Regions from separate parts of the Homo sapiens genome. Here region 2 is linked to region 1. Evidence: read pairs that join two places in POLR2A ChIA-PET (ENCODE). Cell type or tissue: Caco-2. All regions are shown on one strand. Links, peaks and the distances in the headings refer to the core of each region. The heading gives the core; the rest is flanking DNA.

Region 1 (4,396 bases), core at 313-4,312:
TTGTAGCTAATGGCACTGACTCAGCCTTCCATGTGCTTGCTAAGCCAGCCCATACTGCTCTAGCACCCGTAGCAATGCCTGTGCGTGAAACCAACCCTTGGGCCCATGCCCCTGATGCTGCTAACAAGGAAATTGCAGCCACATGTTCGGGTAAGGTGGCCACAGATGGTGTTGAGGATTCTGGGATCAGATAAGTGACCCTGGTTCTAAAACTCAGCCAGTTAGCTGAGTGGGAACTAGGGAGGAATCCTTTCAGGAAAACTATGTTCCCTCCTAGAAATAAGTTGCTTACATAAGAAAGGATGGTGAAGGAGAACAAAAGAGATCAGACTGATAGTCATTAGGACTGTGGAACAGGACTGTGGAACAGAGCCCCACCCATAGAGCTTTTATAAAATACAGATTCCGGCTGGGTGTGTTGGCACATGCCTGTAATCCCAGCACTTTGGGAGGCTGAGGTGGGTGGATCACGAGGTCAGGAGATGGAGACCATCCTGGCCAACATGGTGAAACCATCTCTACTAAAAATACAAAAATTAGCCAGGCGCGGTGGCATGCGCATATAGTCCCAGCTACTCAGGAGGCCGAGGCAGGAGAATCGCTTGAACCTGGGAGACAGAGTTTGCCGTGAGCCAAGATTGCGCCACTGCACTCCAGCCTGGGCAACAGAGCAATACTCTGTCTCAAAAAAAAAAAAAAAAAAAAAAAAGATTCCAGGGCCCCACCTCAGAGAATCCATCACCGGATTTGGTGATGTGCAGACATTCCTGTAGAAAGAGGGGGCCCTGCTCCTACAATAGGAGGCCTACAAAAAGTGCTAGAAAAAGCACTTCATTTTTGCTTTTTTGTACTTTCTAGTTTTGTATAAAAAACATCTATTAATTATAAAACCAAAAAGTTTTTTTTTTTTGGAGGTGGAGTATTGTTCTGTCACCCAGGCTGGAATGCAGTGGCATGATCTTGGCTCACTGCAACCTCCATCTCTCAGGTTCAAGCAACTCTCCTGCCTCAGCCTCCCGAGTAGCTGGGACTACAGGTGCATGCCACCATGCCCAACCAATTTTTGTATTTTTAGTAGAAATGGGGTGTCACCATGTTGGCCAGGCTGTTTTCGAACTCCTGACCTCGTGATCCACCCGCCTTGGCCTCCAAAAGTGCCGGGATTACAGGTGTGAGCCACCACACCCGGCCTCAAAAGGTTTTAACATAGTAATAAAGGCAGTTCACCAAAAAGACAACATATTTCTGGAAGCCAGGCAGAGGCCAGCAAGATATGGCCAGGTCACTGGTTATTTTCTTTTTGCTCTGTTAGAGCAGAAGATGAATTGCCTTGGGCCCTTTAGAGGATGTGCAAGCTAGGTGTTTTTTTTTTTTTTTTTTTTTTTGAGACGGAGTCTCGCTGTGTCACTAGGCTGGAGTATCTTGGTTCACTGCACCCTCTGCCTCTCAGGTTCAAGCAACTCTCTTGCCTCAGCCTCCCGAGTAGCTGGGACTACAGATGCATACCACCACGCCCAGCTAATTTTTGTATTTTTAGTAGAGACGGGGTTTCACCATGTTGGCCAGGATAGTCTCGATCTCTTGACCTCAGGTGATCTGCCCACCTCGGCCTCCCAAAGTGCTGGGATTACAGGCATAAGCCACTGCACGTGGCCTTTTTTTTTTTTTAAGACAGAATTCTCACTGTGTTGCCCAGGCCAGAGTGCAGTGGCACAGTCATAGCTCACTGCAGCCTCCAGCTCTTGGGCTCAAGTAGTCCTCCTGCCTCAGCCTCACAAGTAGCTGGGATTACAGGTGTGAGCTACCACAACCAGCTAGTTTCTGTATTGTGGATGAGCCATAGCAACAGCGAGGGGTTTCTGACATCAGTCAGCTGCCGTGGTTTAATGCATTTGAGCCATATCTAGACAGTGCTTCAGTGTGGCTGACACAGCAGCATGGTCTTGACAAGTTTTCTTCATCCTACCACAAAATCCCAGTTGGTAATAGAGACTTTACTCCTACCTATCAAAACCACAAAATGTCCCATTAGGGGGGGACATGTTGTACATGTTAGGATCATTCAAATAACCAAGATTATAAGGTGAGGAAAGATGCCCCTAACTGATTCTTTTGTCTCTCATCTTGTTGGTTCCAGGGACCGAGTGGGGTCAATCTTCTGGTGCTGCCTCTCCAGGTCTCTTCCAGGCCGGTCATAGACGTACTCCCTCTGAGGCCGACCGATGGTTAGAAGAGGTGTCTAAGAGCGTCCGGGCTCAGCAGCCCCAGGCCTCAGCTGCTCCTCTGCAGCCAGTTCTCCAGCCTCCTCCACCCACTGCCATCTCCCAGCCAGCATCACCTTTCCAAGGGAATGCATTCCTCACCTCTCAGCCTGTGCCAGTGGGTGTGGTCCCAGCCCTGCAACCAGCCTTTGTCCCTGCCCAGTCCTATCCTGTGGCCAATGGAATGCCCTATCCAGCCCCTAATGTGCCTGTGGTGGGCATCACTCCCTCCCAGATGGTGGCCAACGTATTTGGCACTGCAGGCCACCCTCAGGCTGCCCATCCCCATCAGTCACCCAGCCTGGTCAGGCAGCAGACATTCCCTCACTACGAGGCAAGCAGTGCTACCACCAGTCCCTTCTTTAAGCCTCCTGCTCAGCACCTCAACGGTTCTGCAGCTTTCAATGGTGTAGATGATGGCAGGTTGGCCTCAGCAGACAGGCATACAGAGGTTCCTACAGGCACCTGCCCAGTGGATCCTTTTGAAGCCCAGTGGGCTGCATTAGAAAATAAGTCCAAGCAGCGTACTAATCCCTCCCCTACCAACCCTTTCTCCAGTGACTTACAGAAGACGTTTGAAATTGAACTTTAAGCAATCATTATGGCTATGTATCTTGTCCATACCAGACAGGGAGCAGGGGGTAGCGGTCAAAGGAGCAAAACAGACTTTGTCTCCTGATTAGTACTCTTTTCACTAATCCCAAAGGTCCCAAGGAACAAGTCCAGGCCCAGAGTACTGTGAGGGGTGATTTTGAAAGACATGGGAAAAAGCATTCCTAGAGAAAAGCTGCCTTGCAATTAGGCTAAAGAAGTCAAGGAAATGTTGCTTTCTGTACTCCCTCTTCCCTTACCCCCTTACAAATCTCTGGCAACAGAGAGGCAAAGTATCTGAACAAGAATCTATATTCCAAGCACATTTACTGAAATGTAAAACACAACAGGAAGCAAAGCAATCTCCCTTTGTTTTTCAGGCCATTCACCTGCCTCCTGTCAGTAGTGGCCTGTATTAGAGATCAAGAAGAGTGGTTTGTGCTCAGGCTGGGGAACAGAGAGGCACGCTATGCTGCCAGAATTCCCAGGAGGGCATATCAGCAACTGCCCAGCAGAGCTATATTTTGGGGGAGAAGTTGAGCTTCCATTTTGAGTAACAGAATAAATATTATATATATCAAAAGCCAAAATCTTTATTTTTATGCATTTAGAATATTTTAAATAGTTCTCAGATATTAAGAAGTTGTATGAGTTGTAAGTAATCTTGCCAAAGGTAAAGGGGCTAGTTGTAAGAAATTGTACATAAGATTGATTTATCATTGATGCCTACTGAAATAAAAAGAGGAAAGGCTGGAAGCTGCAGACAGGATCCCTAGCTTGTTTTCTGTCAGTCATTCATTGTAAGTAGCACATTGCAACAACAATCATGCTTATGACCAATACAGTCACTAGGTTGTAGTTTTTTTTAAATAAAGGAAAAGCAGTATTGTCCTGGTTTTAAACCTATGATGGAATTCTAATGTCATTATTTTAATGGAATCAATCGAAATATGCTCTATAGAGAATATATCTTTTATATATTGCTGCAGTTTCCTTATGTTAATCCTTTAACACTAAGGTAACATGACATAATCATACCATAGAAGGGAACACAGGTTACCATATTGGTTTGTAATATGGGTCTTGGTGGGTTTTGTTTTATCCTTTAAATTTTGTTCCCATGAGTTTTGTGGGGATGGGGATTCTGGTTTTATTAGCTTTGTGTGTGTCCTCTTCCCCCAAACCCCCTTTTGGTGAGAACATCCCCTTGACAGTTGCAGCCTCTTGACCTCGGATAACAATAAGAGAGCTCATCTCATTTTTACTTTTGAACGTTGGCCTTACAATCAAATGTAAGTTATATATATTTGTACTGATGAAAATTTATAATCTGCTTTAACAAAAATAAATGTTCATGGTAGAAGCTTTTGCCCATGAAGGGCTGTTCTTTCCCCTTTCCTTTATTAGTAAATGAATTTATTTTTCGTTCTTTTGGTCTTACTCTCCATTCTACTGCTGCTGTAAATCCCTAGTTTAGTGACTAGAAAAATACCCTTAAGATTCATATTTTCATTCATACTTTAATCCTGAGTGTATCTCTAAAG
Region 2 (4,396 bases), core at 148-4,147, 190 kb before region 1:
TCCACAGGAGTCCAAGAGAGATGGGCAGTGGGGTTCCAAATTCAGAGTGCGGGGATAGCCCCCCACCTGGAGGAGACCTTTATTTAGTCATACTCCACCACTGTGCTTTTGCCTACTAAATACTATAACCACCGGTGATCATTATGTGATAATTAGCACAGGCCTTTTTTATAACTCCCAGAGCACTACCCCAAAATAAGTGATTGTGTCAGGTGGCAAGGCTACTCCTAGAGACAATTCCTGACTCACTCATTCATTCACTAAATATTTAGTGAACTACTGTGGGCCAGGCCCTATGCTAGGCAGCCATGAGCAGGAAGGTTGTTGTCCCTGGTATTACAGTGCCGACATGTTGCTGGATGGCTAGGCACTGAGCAAGTTTACCCACGGGATATGTGTATCCAAAGTGGAAATGCAGTGTGTATAAGAGGGGCACCCAACTCAATGTGGCTGGGAGAGGGATAACAGGAAGCCTCCCCTATAATAGTAACTTTGAAGATGAGATCTGTAGGAGAGGCAGGAGCTAGCAAATGGAATCCAACTTAGGGTAAACCTATGCTATTTGTATGAGTTCCCCAAAACTTAAAGTTAAACCCAAAGTTGCCTCTTCATATAAACCCTCCAAAGTAACTAATAGGCTATGCCAGCTACAGTGCAGCCAACTCTACTTCCGTACAACGTGATGCTACTTTGGAAAAGTGTGAAATCCTACTTAAGTGGAAGGTGTAATTATTGCAGAGTATTTCAGGGAGGAAGATGGCACCAGGGAAATAGGCATGAAAATCAGGTTCTTCTATTATTTCCACAACCTGGTCTAATTCTCCATGCCCTTGGGATGGCCTGGGTCTGTGATAGGAAATATGTTTTTCTGTCTCTATTTGAGCAACAACATCCTTCTTATCAGCTGCTCCAATGAGGAAGACACTGATGTCCTTTTGCAGGAAACTAACAGGAAAAGAAAGAAAGCTTACCACTAAATACACATCCTGAGGGTGAAATGAAATGACTGCAGTGTAGGAAAGGGCTGAATAAATAAATACACCATTCCTATTGTATAGTCAGACTTCCTGGGGGCGAGTCCTCATCTCTTTACCCTGTCTTTCCCTTCTAAAATCCGCTAACCTGCCAAGGGACCGAACAAAGTTTTCTCTGGCTATTAACAGGTATGGAAACATACAAGTCTCCTCTGTCCCAGACACAGAGGAAACACAGAATAGAGAATAGGAAGGAGAGAAAACCAGAGCCACAGGAAGAGGAACTTGATATTGGTGTACATCTCCCCTTCATGTTTACAGAACTTTCCCAGCAACTTCTGCTTTGAGCCTTTCTGTGTACAAATCTGGTAATGTTTGGGAACATTTCGGGAGAGGAAAGGGCCAGGGCTAGTGCAGCTCAGAAAATCATCCGAACTCTTTAAATCACAGCTGCACAGGTGACTTGATTTAGAGGGAGAGGTGTAAACTGTCATTATCTGTGAATACTGAGCTCTAATCCTGTAGAGCTGCAGTGGAGACTGCTAGAGAAGATGATTCCTGATCTGAAAACAATTCCAGCCTGGAGGATCCTAAGGCATTTCCTTGTAAGGGTAGTTTTCTTCTGTGCGGAAAAGAAATGAAAGAACATGTGCAAATATGGGTGGGAGAAGAAGAAACAGAGACAGAGAGAGAGAGAGACAGATAAGTTGCAAAAACTTGGATCTTTGTATTTCTTTCTTTTCTTTTTCTTTTCTTTTCTTTTCTTTTTTCTTTTTTTTTTTTTTTTTTGAGACAGAGTTTCTTCTTTCTTGTTGCCCAGGCTGGAGTGCAATGGTGCTATCTCGGCTCACCGCAACCTCCGCCTCTCGGGTTTAAGTGATTCTCCTGCCTCAGCCTCCCAAGTAGCTGGGATTACAGGCATGAGCCACCGCACCCGGCCTGGATCTTTGTATTTCTACGGTGTTTTTAGTTTAAGGATCATTTACACTTTAGGAGGTTTTTGTTTTTTCTGTCTTTCTTATGTAATAATTATGGGTGAGCCCTGAGAAATGACTCAAAGCAAAAATAATGGGGTTTTCTTGATTATAGTTCCTCATTTTTCCTGGCCACAGGCCAACCCTCAATATCCTCCACCTTTATAAGGAAGACAGCTTCAACCCAGCCCTAAAGGGTGACTCCAGCCTCTTATGATCTTTCTTTCATGTTGCAAACTGGACTCTCTTCTTCCAACTTTCTAATTGCAAAATTGCTCTTTATTTTTATGGGTTCTTATTACTTCCAACCCAGGTGTGAAAATGTCTTCTTGGACACCCTTATCCCATCTGTAGGGCCTGTGTAGGTCCCTCTTTCTCTCATTCTTAGTTGAGGATTGACTGAGTAGACTGCACAATGATGACCATATTTTAAAAGGGACAAAGGTCACATAGCGAAGTCTCTGTTCATTCTCCCAGGCACAATCCCTTCTGTCTGGATTCTGGTTGGGGCCAGGCTCAGACTTTTGTGCATATAGGAGGTGCTGCCATAATTAGCCCATTTTGCTGGTTTTGTGCATACCCTTCTTGGTATAGGGCAGGCAGGAAATTAGACTGTGTTATGGATTTGGTGGTCATATTTTATGAACCCCAAATCTAGAATTGTGCTCTGGTGAGTATAGGGTGCTAATGGAAAAACTGAACAAAACATATGGAAATAAGGCCACCCTGGAAAAGTAATGAGAGTTCATAGTATTTCCTTCCAGTAGCTTGGAGAGAATATCAAATATCACATGTTTATTAATAATGTTGGTTTTTTTTTTGAGATGGAGTCTCGCTCTGTTGCCCAGACTGGAGTGCAGTGGCGTGATCTCTGCTCACTGCAAGCTCCGCCTCCTGAGTTCATGCCATTCTCCTGCTTCAGCCTTCTGAGTAGCTGGGACAACAGGTGTCCGCCACCATGCCCAATTAATTTTTTTGTATTTGTAGAGATGGGGTTTCACCGTGTTAGCTAGGATGGTCTCGATCTCCTGACCTTGTGATCCGCCCGCCTTGGCCTCCCAAAGTGCTGGGATTACAGGCGTGAGCTACCGTGCCCGGCTATTAATAATGTTAACAATAACTAATGATTATTGAGCATTTACTACATGTCAGGTCCTGAATTATGTATATTATTTCATTTACTCCTCATAAAAGGGTTCCTTCTAGGAGCTAGGGGAGAAAACCAGCCATTATATAGTCAATAATAATATTAATGGTAATAATAGTTATTATATATAACAGTTATATATTACATAACATATGCTGGCCCGAATTGAACATATTCTCTAATTTGATTTTTGAATATTTAAAAATATACACATATATTTGTTTTTTTTTTTTAAGAGATGGAGGAGTCTCACCATGTTGCCCAAGCTGGCCTCAAACCCCTGGCCTCAAGTGAGCCTCCCACCTCAGCCTCCCAAGTAGCTGCCACCATGCAGTCTCTAATTTAAATTTTAAACAAACCCTAGATGTTATTATTATCTTAGAGTAGGCTGCTTCTAAAATAGCTCCCAATGATCCTCTTGCTGGTCTTTACATCCTTGTGTAATCTCCTTGAGTGTGGGCTGGACCTAATGACTTACTTCTAACTCACAGGATGTGGCAACAGTGATGGGATGTCACATCTGTGATTGGATTACGAAAGACTGTGCCTTCTGTTTTGCTATTACTGTCTCTGGTGAGTCCTCTCTCTTGCTCTTGCTTGCTTGCACTGATGAAGTAAGCTGCCACGTTGTGAGATGCTCAACGAAGAGGCCCATGAGGCAGGGCACCGAGGGAGGCTTCTGGCCAACAGCTCCTGGGGAACCAAGGCCTTAGGAAGTGAGTCCTGCCAACAATAACGAGGTGAGTGAGGCAGGAAGCAGATCTGTCCCAACTGAGCTTGAGATGACTGTGGTCTTATAAGAGACCCAATGCCAGAGAGTTGACCCACAGAAACTGAGACGATAAACGTTCTTTTAAGCTACTGAGTTTTGGGGTAATTTGTTATGCAAGACAAGATAGCTAATATGTATCTCATTTTATAGATGAAGAAAATGAAGCTTTAGGGTGATGAATCAATGTTCCCCAAATTACACAGTTGGTAAATGGCAGAGCCAAAGCTTTTGGAACATACTAAGTTCGAGGTTCTAGGGTCTGAGTTTAAGTCTGCTTTCTCATGAGGTTCCAAGTGATTGGGACACTGCAGTTCTGGAAGAATTCTACTCTCTGAAATCCTTGGAGGATAGCCATGTTTCCAGGAAACTCTTTGTGTGCATAAAAACAGAGATGGACAAAAGTTTAAATGGTGCTAAGTGCTTTGAGTCGGTCCACTCCCTGCTGCAGAAGAATGGCTGATCCACCCATAGATCTGGTGATAGTAACCAGGAGCTCCAGTCAATAGCACAATGGCAGAACTCAGAGCTA

The links. Peaks named below come from ENCODE experiments on the same cell type or tissue, not always from the same donor. Only the 100,000 strongest peaks of a DNase experiment are listed, where the experiment ranks them.
Region 2: POLR2A ChIA-PET joins it to region 1 with 6 read pairs; 10 of 35 experiments call an interaction of 5 or more read pairs at or near these places.

Annotation. Positions count from the first base shown.
Region 1 is chr14:73,275,035-73,279,430 of GRCh38, reverse strand. NUMB (NUMB endocytic adaptor protein) reads left to right here. Exons shown (of 13, transcript NM_001005743.2): 12 at 7-150; 13 at 2,138-4,215. The coding sequence ends at 2,853. Among named protein-coding and RNA genes, the nearest start is that of PAPLN-AS1, 31 kb to the right of the region's middle. RefSeq lists an enhancer at 2,403-2,903. In Caco-2, for the core only: no CTCF peak of the experiment used is centred there; no DNase peak of the experiment used is centred there.
Region 2 is chr14:73,462,914-73,467,309 of GRCh38, reverse strand. LOC101928143 (a long non-coding RNA gene) reads left to right here and starts at 3,668. Exons shown (of 3, transcript NR_135251.1): 1 at 3,668-3,835. RefSeq lists enhancers at 2,140-2,369, 3,630-3,719. In Caco-2, for the core only: no CTCF peak of the experiment used is centred there; no DNase peak of the experiment used is centred there; H3K4me3 peaks cover 40 bases.